Regions from separate parts of the Homo sapiens genome. Here region 1 is linked to region 2. Evidence: chromatin loops called from intact Hi-C (ENCODE). Cell type or tissue: PC-3. All regions are shown on one strand. Links, peaks and the distances in the headings refer to the core of each region. The heading gives the core; the rest is flanking DNA.

The links. Peaks named below come from ENCODE experiments on the same cell type or tissue, not always from the same donor. Only the 100,000 strongest peaks of a DNase experiment are listed, where the experiment ranks them.
Region 1: a loop joins it to region 2, with 2.1 times the contacts of the local background. A loop is called at or near these places in 7 of 110 quality-filtered maps.

The regions. Positions count from the first base shown.
Region 1 is chr6:2,157,169-2,166,875 of GRCh38, forward strand. The region is part of intron 1 of GMDS (GDP-mannose 4,6-dehydratase); the gene reads right to left. Among named protein-coding and RNA genes, the nearest start is that of GMDS, 84 kb to the right of the region's middle. In PC-3, for the core only: a CTCF peak has its summit at 1,639; DNase peaks (open chromatin) are centred at 4,703 and 5,123; H3K27ac peaks cover 1,626 bases.
Region 2 is chr6:2,107,378-2,117,084 of GRCh38, forward strand. It overlaps GMDS (GDP-mannose 4,6-dehydratase), which reads right to left. Exons shown (of 11, transcript NM_001500.4): 4 at 8,394-8,503. Among named protein-coding and RNA genes, the nearest start is that of GMDS, 130 kb to the right of the region's middle. RefSeq lists an enhancer at 9,595-9,707. In PC-3, for the core only: no CTCF peak of the experiment used is centred there; a DNase peak (open chromatin) is centred at 4,034; H3K27ac peaks cover 1,049 bases.

The sequences.
Region 1 (9,707 bases), core at 712-8,711, 50 kb after region 2:
TGCATCCAAATTACTTGACATCTTATTAACATGAAAGTTCTAATTTCAGTATGATTGGGCAGGGGCCAGAGACTCTGCATGTCTTACAGGCTCTCAGAGGACAGTTTATCTGTAAACCCTACTTTGGGCAATAAGTTTCTAGAGACCTCCACTAAGATAGTCAAGTGCATTCAAATTCTTTGTCTTCTTTCTGACTGTGGGCAATATGATTGCTAATTTCTGCGGTAGAATGCAAGCTATTGTCTTTGATTCATTTTAAGTGAGCCAGGAAACAAGTAAGTGGTAAGAAATCTATGTCTCAGCCCACTGACCAAGGACAACTAATCTGCTGACCTGAGTAGAAAAGATGACCCATCCCTATGGCTAATCTCAGCATCCAGATGTTGCCTTAACCAGACCAGAGATGCCAGTGCTCATCTTGTCTTGTGAGTAATTTTCACTACCAAAACGAAATCTATAGGGGAGAGATTTGCCAAAGAAATTAGGGCTTCAGTAATTAGGAAACCACAAGGCACTAGGCATCTTGCATCAGCCAGAGATGAATGGGAACACTTGCAAAAGTATTTCACCATTAGCCTGTTTTGTGAAAGAGAGCCACAGGAAAAAACAGGAATTTTAAAATTCCTTTATTACTCAATACAATTATATGTTTCAGCCTAAACTAATGCTGGCACTGTTCAACAGAATTCCTTCATTCCTCAAGGGTAAAATGAGAAGCAGAACAAATACAGATGGTCTATGTGACTCTTTCCCTGAGTATCTAAGAGAGACATCTCTGTTTGGAAATGGGCATTAAAATCTGCCTGCCTGATACAGTTCTGATTCACTATTGTCTCTAAGATGGTAGCTGAAACAAAAACAAACCTCAGCCCCCAAAACCACATCAATACCTCCTTCCTCATGAAAGCACCATTCTTTCATGTTCAACTCCCACAGTGGCCTTTTCATCACCTTGCTGGTTCCAGCTTTTATTTTCCCTTCATAGTTTCTAGTAATGCTATATATATAATAGTTTAAAAACAATAGCAAAATAGTTTCTAGTAATGCTATATACATATATACATACATATATAATAGTTTAAAAACAATAGCAAAATAAAACATATGTACGCATAAGGGAAACAGAATTCAAAGGCTATCTCAATTTGACATTCATGTAACTGCTCTGGGAGGGATTCCTTAATTTATAATTGAAAAAAGTACTTCCTACAGTTTGGTAAAAATACAACACAAAAGTAAAGCATAAATATGTGACAACTGGTTTTTCTGAAAAATGAAAAAGAATTGTAAAGCAAAATTTCCAATCAACCTCAAATAAATAATCTAGATGCTAAAATAAAATGGCATTCCCCATCAGTTAAATGGAAGTGATAATGTTTCAGAAGACATCAAAATAGGAACTTCCAACCTCAGTAAGAATCACAAATCAAAACTGCTCACTCCTTAGTAAAAACCTCTTTGGCTATCTGCTGGCCACTTTTTGTTTATCAAGATATTTGGTCTGACTTCCCTTCAGTATTGGGGCAAGAAAGTGGGGAAAGTTAGGATGGGGACTTAGCGAATCGCTTCTTACCGCCCCCTAGCGCTCACTCAAAGCAGTGGCAACATGGATGCGCTGACTATGGCCTTTCCTTTGCCAACCGGCATCAATGATGCTTCCTCCCCACAGTGTCCACGGTGGTTAATTCCTTACGCTGCCAGAGGCGGTGAGGTGAGCCAAGTTCTTAGCTGTTTTTGACAAGTATACCTACTTACATCAAAAAGCATCAAGCTTAACTCTCACAAGAAAAGAAATCACTGAACATTAGGTTGGGGTTTAGAAGGAAGATAAGTAATTATGTGCTCTGGATAAACACAGGTACTGAATATGTACTGAATTTTTCCTCAATTTTTTAGAATTGCGACACTTCATGAAAGTCAACACTTCCAGTGTTTCTATCACATGTTAAGTTAAACTAAGTCCAACTTTGGGGATACATATTAAATTTAGGCCAAAAAAGTTATTTTTAAAAATTCCTTCTACGTATAGTTGACCCTTGAACAATGTGAGGGGGAGGAGACAGAGGGGTACCGACCTCCTGTGCAGTCAGAAATCCTCAGATAACTTCTGATCCCAAAAATTTAACTGCTAATTGCCTACTCTTGGGCTCACATGATCCGCCCACCTCAGCCTCCCAAAGTGCTGGGATTATAGGCATGAGCCACCACATCCAGCCAATTTTAACGTTTTATGATAGATTTGTGTATATTTTATGAGAGTAAATGACAAAACAGACTAATATCTACATACATTTTATGCATTCATGGCATACCTTTTTCTTAATTTTTTCAATATTTCTTTTTTTCTTTTTTTTTTTTTTTTTTTTTTGAGACAGAGTCTTGCTCTGCCGGCCAGGCTGGAGTGCAGTGGCATGATCTCGGCTCACTGTAACCTCCATCTCCCAGGCTCAAGCAATGCTCCTGCCTCAGCCTCCCAAGTAACTGGGATTGCAGACGTATGCCACCACGCCCAACTAATTTTGGTATTTTTACTAGAGATGGGGTTTCACCATGTTGGCCAAGCTGGTTTCGAACCTGACCTCAGGTGATCTGCCTGCCTTGGCCTCCCAAAGTGCTGGGACTACAGGTGTGAGCCACAGCACCCGGCCAATTTTTTCAATATTTCTAGGCTACACAGTTCATCTATGTGTTTTTTCAAATTGTCACAAATCTCCAAAACATCTTCCAATATATTTATTGAAAAAAAGTTCAAACCCGTGTTAAGGGTCAACTGTAATATATAAAATATGCAATTTTATAGTCATATTATATAGCACCATGCACAGGAGCATAAATTAACAACGAAACCTACAAAAAATCTTGGGCTGAAAAAATCATTCAATCTTTTAGAGTTAATAGAAAGCAACTATGAACAATTTAAGCCTAAATATTAACATATTTCAAAGAAAAACATAAACTTCTCCCCCATTAAAGAAAAGTAGTACTATATTTTCCAACAGATTTTTACTACATGCGATAGTTTTTATCTTTCTAAATTGCAAGTTCAGCCAAAATATCATATCTGAACTCTGAGAAGAGTGAAGTTCGGATAACAATTTCTCATCAGAAGAGTGACAGTGGCTGACATTAACAGAGAGTGTCCAGGCCTTGCACTAAATATGTAACACAGCTTCTAACATTTAATCTTCACTAAGATATAATGGATAAGCACTACTATGATCCCATTTTATAGGTGGAACACTTTTCAGCTAGAAAGAACTAGGAATCAACCTAGGTCTGACACCAAACTCCAACTTTATTAACTCTTTTTTAAAATAGATTCTTTTTAAAGACAAATTTTCAAGTTGTAGAAAAATGTCATTCAATTGTCATGGTTGTTATATAAGTCTATGAAGATTTTGAGACAGGTGTTGCCCAGGCTGCAGTGTAGTGGTGCCATCATGGCTCGCTACAGCCTCAACCACCAGGTAGTTCCAGCTACCTCAGCCTCCTGGGTAGCTGGAACTAGAGGTGCACACCACCACACCTGGCTAATTTTTTGTAGAGATGGAATTTCACCATGTTGCCTAGGCTGGTCTCCAACTCCTGAGCCTAAGCTATCCACCCACCTCGGCCTCCCAAAGTGCTGGATTACAGGCATGAGCCACGACCACACCTGACCAAAGACTCTGATGTATTGTTGTTCAAACTCAATTTACTGAATGAGCACAGACTGCAAATATTCCAATAAATACCACTTCTCTAAATATATTTTCTTTATTCTTTCAAGCTGAATAATCAATGACCATACCCTGAAGCTCTTTGAAAGAATTATTTTTAATAAACTTTGTCAAAAGGATTATATGTTAACTTTTTTTTTTTGAGACGGAGTCTCTCTCTGTTGCCCTAGCTGGAGTGCAATGGTGTGATCTCGGCTCACTGCAACCTCTGCCTCCCAGGTTCAAGCAATTCTCATGCCTCAGCCTCCCAAGTAGCTGGGACTACGGGCACACCATCACGCCCAGCTAATTTTTTGTATTTTTAGTAGAGACGGGATTTCACCATGTTCACCAGGATGGTCTCGATCTCCTGACCTTGTGATCCGCCTGCCTCGGCCTCCCAAAGTGCTGGGATTACAAGCGTGAGCCACCACACCCGGCCTATATGCTAAGATAATTTTAAAGTATAAAATCTTTAGTTCTGTGTATATGTTAGTTTTGCTCACTGACTGAAACAAGCTGTTAAATAGTAACAAATGACACGACTGACCACAGGTGCTTTCAGTGCACCTACTGTATCTACCATCTGACATCTTATGAGTACTGGGACAAGATTTAGGAATTATCAGAGGATTGACAGCTTCCCTCAGGAAGCTTCACAGTGTTTCTTGGAGGTTTTCTGTTTCAATTTGGGTGTACTTGAGGATTTGAAAATTCATTTTCCACATCTTAATAAAACTGTGCTATAAAGTGCTGACCCAGAGGTGGTGGGGGAACCCCCAATTCCCCACTGTGACCTTCAAACCAATCAGTCTAGGACAGAACAAGGACCTACGTGGGGCTGGTGAAAAAGATAAGGGACCCAACAGAGAAACCAAAGGACCCCTTTAAGGGACATTTCCCAAACTGTCCCTGAAACACAAAAAAGGGCTAAGGGTTTGGTTTCAAAGGACTTCCTGGCTGTGACTCAGACTGCTAAAAAGTCAAAATAAAAGGAGAGAAAGCCAAGACCTCATTCAAGCAAGTCACTAATGACAGGAGTCACTGTCAATAAACTCAAAAGCAAGATCTTGCCACAGATAAGCTACAATACAGCTAATTCACTCAGAAAAAAACAGAGCTGGTTCTCTATGCATGTTTTATACCACAATATATTCACCAAGAAAAATAATATTCTGCCAAGGAACATCTTAATGACACAGGAAATTGTCTATGCTTGATAAGGTCACTGCATTCATAGACAAAAATCTCTTGAGACTAAACTGGCCCCAGAGCCACACCAAGATATACATTCCAATGCCTATTTTAAAAATAAAGGAAGTCCATTTTCCAAGGAGCAGAAAGAATACCTGTGGGTGCCTAGGTTCTAATCATGCTTCTGCCCCAAGCTACATGACCTGGGAATTGTGAGTAAGCCACAGCGTAGGGAGGCCAGTTTTTGCAATGGTGACAAGGAACTGACTAGACAAGTTTGGTGGTTCTCAAAATCTCCTCCCATGGAACACCAGGGTTCCACTAATTAAGACTGTGGCTTTCTGTGGCTCAAATCAAATAATAGACATCTGTTTCCAAAGTTCTTTCCCATAATTTTTTCCTTATACCTCTGGGGCTTGAAAGTACTTGTCTGCTAAAAGGAAGCAGAAAAAAGGAGTAGACCTTATTGTTTTTTCTAGTCTCATGTATTCAGGGTTAGAATTTTAAACTTCATACTTAAAACAGTCTTACTTATTGCTAGCAAAATTATTCCTGGTTCAAATAATAGAATAAAAATATCAGGTTTTCATAACATTCCAACACACACACACACACACACACACACACACACACACACACACACACACACAAAACTTTCCTGGTGCTTCCCTACATTACCAGATTTGAGTGAGACCCATGAGATAAGTAACGTCTAAGAAGTGGCCCTGGGTTGAGAGGAGACAGCAGCAGTGATGCATACTTCCCACCCACACTGCTTCCACAGGAAACCGAGTTCCCTCCTGCTCTCCAAGCTCTGGGGCCACTGCAATTTCAGTTCATTCCTGCCATCCTTTGTTCCTTGTGGCCATCCCTCTCACTCACTCTATCGGCTCTGGGACTACATCAAAAAATAAAAAATTAGAGGAGCAACAGCCCACTGATCTAGACAGCTCTCTCATTTTCTCATTGATCCTTGCACACTGTAGTGTAGCTGATGTAAACTGTCGTAAGGAAAGTCTGGACAAGTTCTTGATATATTCAATCACGACCGATGACATGTGCCTAGGAGGCTACTTTTATAATGCTGAATAATAGGCCCAGGTGACAATAATAAACTGTCCTAACAGTGAACAGGGACTATAAAAATTGCCTACAAGCAAGGGAAGTGTCAGAAATCCTGTCATCTGCCTTGATTCTCAGGTGGAAAGAGAATCACCAAGGAAAAGTCAGATTTCCAAGCCCACTCACATCATGTGGGATTCTTGAGCAGGTCCACAGGGTCCAGGAGAGGCAAACACTAAATAGCTGTGTTAGTCAGGGTTCTCCAGGAAAACTGGACCAACAACATGTGTGTGTCTATGTGTGTGTGTGTGTGTGAGAGAGAGAGAGAGATTTACTACAACAAACTGGCTCGTGTGATTATAGAGGCTGAGAAGTCCCAAGATCTGCAGTCAATAAGCTGTAGACCCAGGAGAGCCAATGGTGTAAGTTCCAGCATGAAAGCTGACAGGTTCAAGAACCAAAAGGAGATAACATTTTAATTTGAGTCCAAAGGGAGGAAAAGACCATGTCCCAGCTCAAGACAGTCAGGCAGGAAGAGTTCTTACTTGTTAAGAGGGTCAACCTTTGTTCTATTCAGGACTTCAAATACCTGGTGATACCTACCCACATTAGACACACAGGATGAACTAGCCAACACCACAGGCTGAGCGCTGCCACTTGGCCCCTGGGATCCAATTGCTCCTGCTGCATTAGGTTTCCCAATTCAGTGACTACAGCTCCCACTGTAAGGCCTAACAGACGAAAGCAACCACAGAGCTCTTCCAGGATGCTGGGGCTCCCGTCACAAATGCATTTCTCACCATTGTGAAAGCCATGTCTTCTGGACCCTCCCGTGGTGGGCAAGTAGGTCTTTAACGACAAATCTACTCTAACATTTCATTCTTCCTAATAAGCCTTTGAATCCTTTTCTCTACATTAAAATGAGCCAAGTCTAGCATTTCTAATTCAATCACCGTAGGCCACCTTTTGGTCCATGGTTCAGCCAACCCAACGTACTATTAGAGCACTTTCTGACTCACTAAACTGCAACATTAAATGCAGAATCTTTGCTTAGTGAGTATATGTCAACAAATTCAGCCCGATACAACTTCACGTTTCTTCCACCATTATTCCACAGTCTTAATATACATGCCCACATTTGTTCCCCAGGTTTCTGTCTGTATAGGTTAGAAAACTCAAGTAGTTATTTTGGAGTGTAGTGTACCTTCTCAGGGGTCATGTCTTGAACCTTCACCTTTAGGAGCCTGCTGGAGTTACTGGTCTAAAAACAGAGCCGTGGTAAAGGTGGGTCCTGAGTAGACTCAGCATTATCTTACAAAGCAACTGCCTCAAGGAAGCCACTACAGTTTCCTTAGACAATGCAGGGTTAATGCCCTCAAACAGGGGTGGAGAGGCTACTCCCATTGGGGGTGGAGAGGCCACATCCACTGGCAAAGAGGACTCATCAGAATTTAGGGTTCGATATCCCCAGCTTCATCAGGATCTTCCCACACATCCCCATCCCAACTTTCGGCACCCCCTTCCTTCCCAATCAATGCCTTTAACAGTATTCACCCTATGAGACTGGGAGTTCAATTTGCATCATAATACAGCCAGTCACAGGATAAGATTCTGGGTTTTTTAGCCATTTCAGCCCTGCAACTAATACAACTTAAGGTTCTCCTTCAGGGCACACATACAAGCCTTCAGGGCATTTATGTGGTGTTTGAGCTGGAAAATAAAATGCTTGAGCTCATCCTTTTCTTTCCCCACTTTGTCCAGTGACAACCAGCCAATCTCACCGTATTTGTTAGTTTACCAAAAATGTTCAAAAATATCATATACACAGTACCCAGATCCTTGATTGCTTTAAGTGGTTGGTTAGGAGTATCCAATGGTGATATCTTGTATATCTCTATTGCCAGATCATGCCATGGCCTATCAGTGCTCTCCTTACTACTGGAAAGAGTTATCAGCATATTTTAGTCTTATCAGATTAGAGAGCCACTTCTAGAAACCCCAGAATCACATTCAGAAAACCCATCCTGGAAACTCTGCTCCTCTAGAACCACTCCCAGTACCAAAATCTGTACTAGTCAGGATTCTCCAGAAATAGGACCAATAAAGTGTGTGGAGAGACATAGAAACAGTATGAGAGAGAAACTGGCAATCCCAAGATCTGCAGTCCACACGCTGAAGAGCCAGGAGAGCCTTGGTATAGTTCCTGTCTGAAAGCCAGCAGCTTTGAGACCTGAGAACAGCTGGTATTTCACTTTGAGTCCAAAGGGAGGAGAAGACCCATGTCCCAGCTCATGGATATCAGGCAGGAGAAATTCCCTCTTACTCATGGGAGAGTCAGCCTTTTTGTTCCATTCAGCCTTTCAACTCATTGGATGGGGCCCACCCACATTAGGGAGGGCCATCTGTTATACTCAAGTTTACCAACACAAATGTTAGCCTCATCCAAAAACACCCTCACAGATACACCCAGAATGTCTGACCAAATGTCAGTTGGCACACAAAATAACCATCACATAGCATAGTATGTTTATCTCATAATCTGCATCCTGTGGAAGACAACTCATGTTAAAAGCTAAATAAAATAATGTCAGCTCATATAGCATATATTAGACAACAGAATATTCTCCACAGGACTTTAAAATATATAGAGTTGAGACATAAAGGAAGGAATCAAATTCATAATGCAACAAGAGAACACTTTGAAATAAAAATGGGCAGTTCTGAAAAAGAAACACAGACATTCCACGTAGGAAAATACATAGTTATTAAAATGAACTCAAGGATGGGTTGAACAGTAGACTTGACAAAGGTAAAAAAATAAAGATAAAAAAAAGAATCAAGGCAAATATTAGAAGAAATCATCTGAAGTTACTCAGAGATAAAAAGCCAGTAAATATGAAAGACAAGTATGGAAACAGACTAAATGGATGACAGACTGGGCGACCCAACAAGCAAAGCATTCAACAGGAAAAACAAAAAAGAAGCAAGAAAACAGAGAACGTGAGCATTCACGTTAACACTCGCAGAACACTAGCCAGAACTGAAGACGGTCCCCATGCAGAAAAAACATATGGAGTATCAGGCAGAACAAATTTGGGAAAATTCACTCCTATACTGAATATCTTCAGTTTATCTTACTGAAACTCCATAAAGTAACTGACACAAATTCTGAGGGAAAGAAAAGCCCAACTGTTCCCAAAGATTCCCAGTAAAAATAACAACATAATAAATGGCTGTCAGTTTCTGTGCTGTTACTCTTTGCCAGTCCCTATACTAAGAAAATATTACAATTATCTCTTGTAGTTTTAGGCTTCAAAACAGCATGTAAGAATATTTTCATTGTACAGATGAAGAAACAAGCTCAGAGTTCAAGTAAATTACACAAGGACATCTGAAATTCAAATTCGGATCTGACTCTGAACCCTAGAACCTTATTCATACTACTCCTCACAATCACCCACAAATAGCTGCTCTTAGATTCTTCATCTGGAATGGCAGAGTAAGAAGATTTATGTGAAGAAAGATTTTAAAATAATGTTCCCAGGTCACAGAGTTAATAAGTATCAAGTCAGGCGCTATCTTACTCCAAAAGCATGCTCCTTCTGCTGTGATAAATCACTCATCAGCAGGCCTCAGTTTCTTCACCTGCAAAAAATGTGGCCAATGCTAATTGTTCTCCCAGTTCCTCCAAGAGTCTGACACCTTGCCAGCCTGTCACACCTAGTGAGCAAAACCCCAACTCTGCCATCCCAC
Region 2 (9,707 bases), core at 465-8,464:
CAACAGCATACACTCCTGCCTACCCTGATGAATACAAAGTCAAACATGCTCAACTTCTTCCTAAGAACCATGGGAATAAACTAGTCATATTTACAATCGTGGTGTTTATTCATTATAAACCTAAACATGAAATTATAAAATGAAAAAGGTTTCGTATTGCAATTTTGCGCTGTAACAAATAAAAGTGGTTACAAACTGTATTAAGTTATCACGGGGGCTGTGTCCACACAGGTGAAGGGACAACAGGACTGATCAGAAAGAAATGGGAGCTTGTAGAACAAAAACAAACAAAACCGTAACATTACTTGACCGTAGAGGTTTGTTCCATCCACATCACCTATTCACAGAGATTAAAAGTATCCAGTCTTTGCTCCAAGCACCTACTCACTGTACCTGTAAGAGAGCTAATTCTTCTAGACACAAAAGGCACTATAGTATGCAGGGATATTAGGTCTAAATGCAAACATACCTTATTAATCCTCAGGCTTTCAAAGTACTCACTGCTCTTTAACAAGTAAAGCATTCTGCTCATAAGGAATCTTTATTATTTGAACATTCATAATTTGCTAACAAACTAGAGTGATTTATGTTGCTCTGAGCACATCTAAAAATTACATAAGACAAGAAAACAATGAGTTTTAAAACTCATATAACATCATAATAAACTATATCGATTCATAAATATACTAAGCAAAATAAGTTATCTTCAGAGACCCAATATGAAGTTACAGTTTGTGTATACTAATATATGGACAAAAATGTATTTTCAGTGCTAAAGCAGAAATATTTATTTTTAGATCTTAGAAAATAGGTTAATTCACATTATACTTATATAACTGACTTGACAATTTCATTTAAAAATAATTGTATGAATAGGAACAAGCTGCTCATTCTAACAACGTCTTCATTAAGAAATTGTAGCAAATATTATTTGCCTCCCATAGCTTTTAGGGAAGCTAACTTACAAACCACCATGGTGTAGATATTCAAAATTTTAAATTTTATATTGAATTAAATTGTACTACCCTAACCAAAAAGATGATTATCATTCCTGATGAGTTAGTACCGTGGATTTCTGTTGTCTGTATATATTATATATATTAATTTTATGTTAGTATCACTGATGTGCTAACATTGCACCTGGCATTGTTGAATTTGGGGATCTTCTAGCTATTCAAATACTCTTTCATATGGTATTAATTAAAACCAGTTCCCTCCAGCAAGGAAAGAACAATGTTTTAAACTCAAACTCAAATGCACCAAAACTTCATTTCACCGTAGTAAACAGTGGGAATGACAAGAGGTCCGATATAAAGTATCAGAGTCCTGCGGTATCTTCCCCTCACAGTTCAACGATACTGCCCACCTCGGTATTCTCAGCTTAGTAGTGTGACAGGAAGACTGAGTGGCATCATATCTGGGCTGGAGACTAGGTAGCGTGTGGCTGCTTATGAACCGCACGTCCAGGTGGGCACCTGTGAAATAAGTGCTTGAGCTGGCTCTGTGCCAAAATCTTTGCCACTTTAGAATTCTAGAGCCCATTTATTAAAAAACAAAGGATCCAAAACATCACTTTTTCCTTTAGAATACATCATAACAAGTTAACATTTTGGTGGCAGGAAATACAGTTATTTGAATGAGGAAGACATTCTTGCAATCATTTCGAACAGCAGCTAAGGCAAATGACAGGCCTCAGTCCCAGGCAGAAACAGCAAAGACGGATATGTTGACTATGTAACCTGAGCCCATCCATTTCTCTAGATAATTTGCCTCAAGTTAGACTGAACTGTGAGCAGGCAGCACACTGGGACTGAAGTGAAGGAGGACACACAGCGGCCAATGCATATTTCCTTTCCCCCATGCCCACTGCATTCACTGCTTGCCTCCTTCATCAGGACTTGGGGTGGTGAGGGTCCAATCCCAGGAGAGATATTATTGGAGACAGGATGGTCAGGGGGCCTCACGGAGAAGCTGATGCTTAAGTTCGAGTGTAGTTAAGGGAATGAGACAAGTAGATATCTAGGGAAAAAGAGTTACAGTCAAGTCCACATACATAGGCCCACAGGTAGAATCACATCTTAAGGAAACACAGCCTAAGGCAGGTGCTTGCTGCATGGATGAGAAAAACAGAAGCATAAAAAGGCTAAGTGCCCTCTTAGGGTCATGTAGTGAGCATGTGACGTGACCAGGATTTTAAGCCACAGAAAAGTCCAAGACCCAGGGTCTGGTGTGGACCTGGATATGAAGTTTTAGAGTGTGTCCCAGGAACCGTGATATGCACCCCTGATTTGATAACCTTGCCTGGACCATAGTTTCTTGTGAGAACATTCCTCTCTTCTGCCCCATGGCAGTCGTCTGTTCCAGTAGTGGACATAATGTCTCCCCGCTGCATCCTCTGGGCACAGGGCCTGTAAAGGGCCGATGGCTGTATTCACACATGTTAACTTACTGAATGCTAACATGCAATTGTATGGGCCACAGGCCAGGCCCTCATCCACATTTCAGGATGTTCTAACAGCTTCTCTTTCCTTCTAACAGCAATAGCTACGCTCCCTGCCTGCTCCTTACTTTCCTGCTCTACTCACACCTCCCTGTCAGGCTCCCCAGGGTCCAAAATAAATAAATGAATGAGCAAGAACACAGAAGAACAGTCCCTCTCTGCTGTTTGCTCTGGGTTTTTAATAGGCTACCCCCTATCCTTACTGTAATTACACGGTAAAGGGCCACGCTGTTGCAATTTTGTTTTGTTCTATAATTGGGTTAGCCAGGCACTAACCAGATGTTCAACTATAGACTCCCACCTTTCACCAACCGCCCTTCCCCCCCATAATGCAATTCTCCCAATGTATTTGTTCACCCACCCCCCTCCCTCAATTAGAACAGCCCCAAGAGGTTCAGGCTTCCTGGGGACGAATATGGGGGTCAGCTATTAAGGTACGGATTTCAACTCTCAGAACCACCAGGAAAATGTCACTGGAGATGACAGTTCTTTAGCTTAGGTAATTCAGTTTCTTGGGCCCTTTCCCAGGGGCCACAGATTTAATTCCTATGGCTATTTTTATTCCCACCTCCATTCCTTTAACTAGCTTTTCTGTCTCATCCCTCCTAGATTCTAACTTCGTGCCAGGTCACTAACGCACTGGCCCCTTGACTCACAGTCAACTCTGCCTCCTGACTGGCATCCCAAGCTTGAAGTCCCACGTGGAGGAGTGTTCAGACTCAACCCCCTGGGGCTTCCACAGTCAGAATCTGCTAACTTGTCCCGCACAACTCTGTGAGGAAATCTCAGCTCCTGCCACATGGTCATGACCCAGTGTACCTCCCAGGCACTCATGCCTCCTAGCAGTCCTGAAACAAAATTAAACAAATAACTTACACAGAGACTTGAAAAGGAAAGTAATACAGATATTTAAAGGGTTAGAAAAGGAGTAGAAAGTATGGGTTATTCAATCTGAGTAAGAGAAAGTGAAAGAAAGACACACTCATGGTTTGTAACGCTGAGAAAGAATTTGAAAATCCTTTTCAAAACTAAAAAAAAGACTAAGTGACTTTCTGTCTCCACTAAAGACACATTCCACAATGGAATAACTGTTGTTTCTTTGAGAAAAATCAAGGCAATTCCAACATGGCATTGTGAGGCAAAGGAAAGAAATACTGCACTAGGTTCACTGTAGAAAGATCTCACCAACACCACTACTTTGAAAATGACATTAAGATTATTAAAGAAGCTCCAAGACATGGGGGACGAATCGAAAATCCGGACAGCAATTAAAGTTAAACAATTAAGCAACACTATTACTTACACAGCAAAAAATACACAAACCAACCAACCGCACAACCACAACAAAAAAAGCAGTTTCCTAAAACATTTTCTCCATCAAATGGGCAGGACTACGCATTGGATAATTTGTTCCTACTTGGATGATGTCATCATGCTAGGTTTAACTTCTTTTAATAACTAGTACATTTCAGTCATCTCTCACTTTCTCCCACATAAGATCAAACCAGCCTTTCAATGACCTACTTCATGAGTCATAATTTTTCTGTTTATGATTCAGAAAAATGTCTTCAGTCAGTATTTCCCAGACTTCTGTGGGTTTATTCCAAGAACCAATTTCATCTTCGCTGGTTTCCTACAGGAAACCAGAGCAACTTCCTATTATTTTATTTTCCTTACTTTTAGCATACCCTAGCCCACATCAAGTTAACTGGAAGTGAGAGCGGTAGGAGACTTTATTCCATACAAACAGAAGCCAACACAAACAACACCCAGTCTAGAAGTCACGGGTGCAAAATTAAATGCAAATGTGTGCTAATATTAGGACCTTTTTTCAAAAGGACACCAAACCAAATAACAAGAAATTTAATTAATCTTATGGCAAACATTACACTGTCAGAAGTAACTTTTTTTGTCTAAATATATCTATGAATACAATAAATTCTACAAAGCTGATTAATATAGAGAAATTAACTATAAGAAACAAAATATGTATTTTTTCATCCTAATTCCTTCCCTAACAAGCTACTAGAAAACAAACAAACAATTGCAACCCACCATGGAGAGCCCTGGAGAGGTGAGGGAACACAGCAGCATGCTGCCAGCAACCTGACAGATGAGCAGTCTGTGATCACATGGCGCCATCATCCCAGGCCCCTTCCCCACGCCCGCTCTGGCCATGACGAAGCCTGTCCACAGATCACAGCATAAACAGTGGTATGGAACAGGGATTTCGAAGGACATTCTAAGAGGAGCTGTTCATACTAAGTACTTGAGAAGTATTTATTATCTCAGACTATGTACAATTCAGAAAAAGAGGTTTCTGAATATCAAGAACTTTGATACAAACATATATCATATTCGCTTTCCATTCTTATAACTCCTGACTGCAGACGTAGTTTTGGGCTTTAAAAGCTCATTAAGTCATTAACTAGTAAGTAATAGGATTATTTTACATCAAACTCAAAAACCTATATATTAAAGGCAAAGGTCTAAGAAGAAAGCATTTAAGGAACATATTCTATTTGGATAAACCAAGAAACCTGAAACACTAGAACAAGGGTTCTCAAAGTGCGGTTCCCAGACCAGGGACAGCATCATCTGGACACACCCTAAAAATGCAAGTTCGAAGACCCCACCCTAGACCTAAAGAATCAAGGATTCTGAAGAGAGGCCTGGCAACCCACAAATGATGCTACAAGCTTTACCCATCATATTCTCTCTTGTCCCTCTACATAAAAATTTCTGGAAAAAAATGCATTCAATTTGCATTTCCCTTATAACCTCTCAACTTCTAAACCCCTTGCACGCTGGCCAAGTTCTTCTGTCACATCACTAAAATGTTTCTTTAAAACGTCACAAATCCTCGCTGGCCTAACTGGCAAGGCCGGTGACTTTTCCTGGTCCTCATTCTCCTAGCCTCATCCCCTCTTGCTTGCAATGACCCAATTTCTTGACTGCCATGGCACAATCCCACCCTCTGCCTCCTCCACTTCAGTCATCAGCCCTACTTGTCCTCATCCCACCCTCTCACTATCAACCTGTTTCCAAGATTCAATCTTCAGTCCTCTACCCGTCTTTCTCCAGTTACTACTTGGCATCTTTAAGACCTCAAGAGCTGAATATACAGCTCTGTACCCTAGATCTCTCTCAAAACTCACAGCATATTTGAAGCTACCTTATAGCCTGCTTCCCTTGAATGTCCTTCAAGTAACGCCAGTAAAATGTTTCCAAAAGGGAACTTATTTCTCCAACCCCACTCCAAAAGTTCCTCCTTGAATGTCGGTTTCTAGTACTGGTTCTATTGACCTTCTGGTCCCCTGGGCACTGGAGCCCTGGGTTTCCCTCTTCTCTAGTGACCACATCAGTGCATAGAGAAATCAGCCCCACCTGGCATCCTGTTTCATTCCTCACTCCCACCCCCATTTCTAGTGACACCATCCTCATCCAGCAACTTCCTAGCTCTTCTTAAGCCCTACCTCTAGACTCTTACCTCTAGAAGTCATCACTGAATATATCTTCCCCCGTTCAAAACATGGGTAGCTGCCCAGGCACAGCCCAGCTTCCTACCTGACCTTACCTCACACTTCTCCTCATACTGGTTCTGCTCAGCTCATCTCGAATGCTCATGATGCTGCAAACATGTACCAAGTTTTCCCACTTCTCTTTGCCTCATATTATTACCCCCGTTTCAACTATTAGTTTCCCGCTACGTCTGTAACTCTGTAACTGTCCTCTCTATACCTCAACACCAGAGCCAGTGTCGGTTCCGCCTCGCACTATCCATCTACCCCCAGACGGAAGTTCTCTCTTACCCTCCTCTAAAGAGTCAGACACTTGTGCCAATCACCCCTCCTAGAGTTGAAACCCCCACAGCAGAGGTGTATCTGACACAGCTTTTCGTACTGTACCATGCATGACACCTTGCATGAGGTATGCACTCAACAAATATTTGTTGGAAGATTAAATGACCTTACAAACCAAAATTCTCACTGAAGAGTGCCATTTCCGCCCATTAACTAACCATTAAGAAAAGCAGCCAAAATACCATAAAAAAAGATAAACTTCACATGTGTAGCAATGTAGAGGGAACCAACTCAATAGCCTATGATTTCTATTACTTACAGTACAACCACACCAGAACGATAACAAAACACTATCATGATCACTACAACTAAGAAAACCAACTATAACATATTTCTGAACTATAAATATGTTTTGGGGAAAGGAAAGAATCAGCCCATTTAATACTAAATGACAAGGGGAAGGTCTTCTATAAATAAACCTTTATAAAAATTTTCTGCATCTTTCATTACAATTTTCAGCTCCTAGAGGTGATAAACTATCTATGATTACAAAGGAAACTTCTTAATCTAAAGGAAACTGAATAACAGAATGTTCATTCCAAAACATTCTGTTTTGTCTGGAAGATACTCTCATGGCTGGTCAGGAAGGTCAAGAAGCAGCCAGATGACTTATAATGTGGAAGATAGACTGACTACCTCAATTAGGGAAAAATAAAGTCTTCATTCCTGGAATGATAAAAAGTCACCGCTTCTCTATAGGAAAGAAGGGATGTAATTTCTCAAGCACACAGTATGCATAAGAGACTTTCCAAAATGAAAAAACACATGGAGAATCATTTAGAAAAATAGCTAAGCTGTAACCTAAAGACCCTGATACCTTTCACAGACTTTGGTGAAAGTCTGGATATAGAACAGAATCATCACAGATTAAGAAAAGAAAAATGTTTCTTCATAGACAGCACAGGCAGATATGAGGTATCATCATTCATCGATATGTAGCCATCCTTCAAGGTTAACATTTGAAAGAAATACATATAATGAAGACTGGCAATCAGTTATAAGATTGAGTTTATTGCTATGTTTCTCTCACCATGTTCTCCACTTGGTTTCATTTTATCTAGTTCATGATTTCTTCCTTAAACAAGCAGAGGTATATAGAATAGGCATTTAGCTTCCATTCTATGCAAACATGGGGATACAGAAAAATAGCCAATCACCTAAGAAAAACTTTCTGAAATAAGACTCCTGTACTTGTTCATTAAATAGCAAAACAAACAAACAAACAAACAAACAAAAAAAAACCTCATACATTTTCTGGACTTTTGAGGGGCTTTTATAACTTAAGAGTTACTTGCTTTTATTTCTCAGGTCCACTAACCATCCTGTCTGAACAAGTATCTAAATAGAACTCCTATCATTCATGGCTTCAGATTTCACTTATTCATGTGAGCAGGAGGACACGGCAACAAAAACTTGAATTAAGCAGACCACTAGAACCCTAAGGATGGGCCTGTGATGTTTACCGTGATTCCTTCCAGAATGCGAATAGAGGGGAAAATCCACACTGGCTATATCACACTGAGGAGGAGGGAGACTAAAAAGCTTTCTTCCAATGATTTTTACCATTCACAATTAAAAAGTTAATTCAGCTAATTTTAACATATTATTGGGACTCAAAAATATTCTCTCAGCCAGTAATTTAGCCGCTACCAAAAATTGATATTAACATAAAGGTTTTACTTAGTTACATCTTCCAACATTTTAACAAAACATTTAATTCACAATCTGTTATTTGAAATGGCAGAAAACACATCCATGGGCCTCATGGCTACAGGGAACAACCCAAAATAAACAAATACTGCTATTCCAATATTAGTGGTAAGGTTTTATTATATTGTTTAATAACAGACAAGAGACTTTTAAAAAATCTATGAGTACTTCAATTAGGATTAATACTTAAACTAACACTGACAATTCAACTTGAAGACTAAGACCAGTGATTATATTACTACACTGAGAAGCAGCAGACACAAGTAAAATACAGAACGCCACAGAAACACGGCCAGAGAAATCCCAATGAAAATGCTTACTTTGACGTGGCTCTGGGCTCCAAGGTTGTAGATCTCTGTGGGCTTTACTTCATTAATGATCTTCACAAGGCAGGTACTGTCAGTGAGATCGCCATAGTGCAACTTCATGTCTTCAGGATACAAAAACATCCCATTAGATAGAGAAAAGCAACATAAGCTCAATTTTTAAAAACATCAAAATTGAAATGCATATTTGGAAAGTCTGAAAACCAGGGTCAAAATGGAAATGCTGTACTGATGGTTCTGGAGTAGCAGAATATAACTGTCACCTTTACCTAAATAATAGAAAGATAGCTACATAATGCCTATGTCTGTAAAAGATTTTGGTGGTAAACTCAGAAAAATGTTTTTTAAAGCACAGTATCACGAACATGTTATACAATAACATATCTTAGGGCTCCAGGTGGTTGTAAGATGTGTTCTGCAAGAATGAGATTCAGAAAAAGAAAACCTTGTAATAACATGTATACCATCTAAAGCAATCCATAACACTGATGATGATGAAGACAGCTCTCTTTTCTTTAGATACTTTTATCTAGTAATTTTCAAGTACTTTATAAACATCAACCTTAGGCCCTGACTGAATGCCCGATGTGGTGACATAATTGATTGAAGGACAACTCCTAAATCTAAACAGATCCTTACACTGACTTCATTAGCATAAGAATTTGATACATGTGGATGGGTGATGTACTAACTTGATCTTTTCATCATTTTTACATAATATTGATCTATATCTACATCCAGTGGCAGGACTGTTCTGAACTTTGCACAAAAACAATAATGATTTTCAAAGACAACACACTTCATGACTTAAAGTGGAAAGCCTTTTACTGTGGACAACTGCATCATCTTCCTGATGCTGTCACTACCTATACAAGTAGCCCAAACCTTCAAATATGCAGGGGTCAGGGGTGAATACAAAACCACATATGGTTTACAAGCTGACTGTATCGTCCTTGCTGGCTGGAAAAACTGGCCACATAATGCAGGCTGAACTTGGAGTTAAAATCCCTGTGTCCTGGTGACAGCTCTGCCTTCTTCACAGTGCGCAACCTCAGAAAACTCATAACCTCTCTGTCTCCATTTCCTCAACTATAATGTGCTCTCTGGGTCTCCCTATCCACCTCAGGAGTTACCATAAGCTCAAACAAGAAAACAGTCTGCTTGTGCTATATAAACTGTACAGCTGCATACAGACAAATTAATAAAAGCAGCAAAACAACTGCAAATGCTGACAATGATCAGTCATTTAGAACAGTTTTGATTGCCATTTATTTGGGCCTATCTTCACAAATTATTTTTAAAAATAAT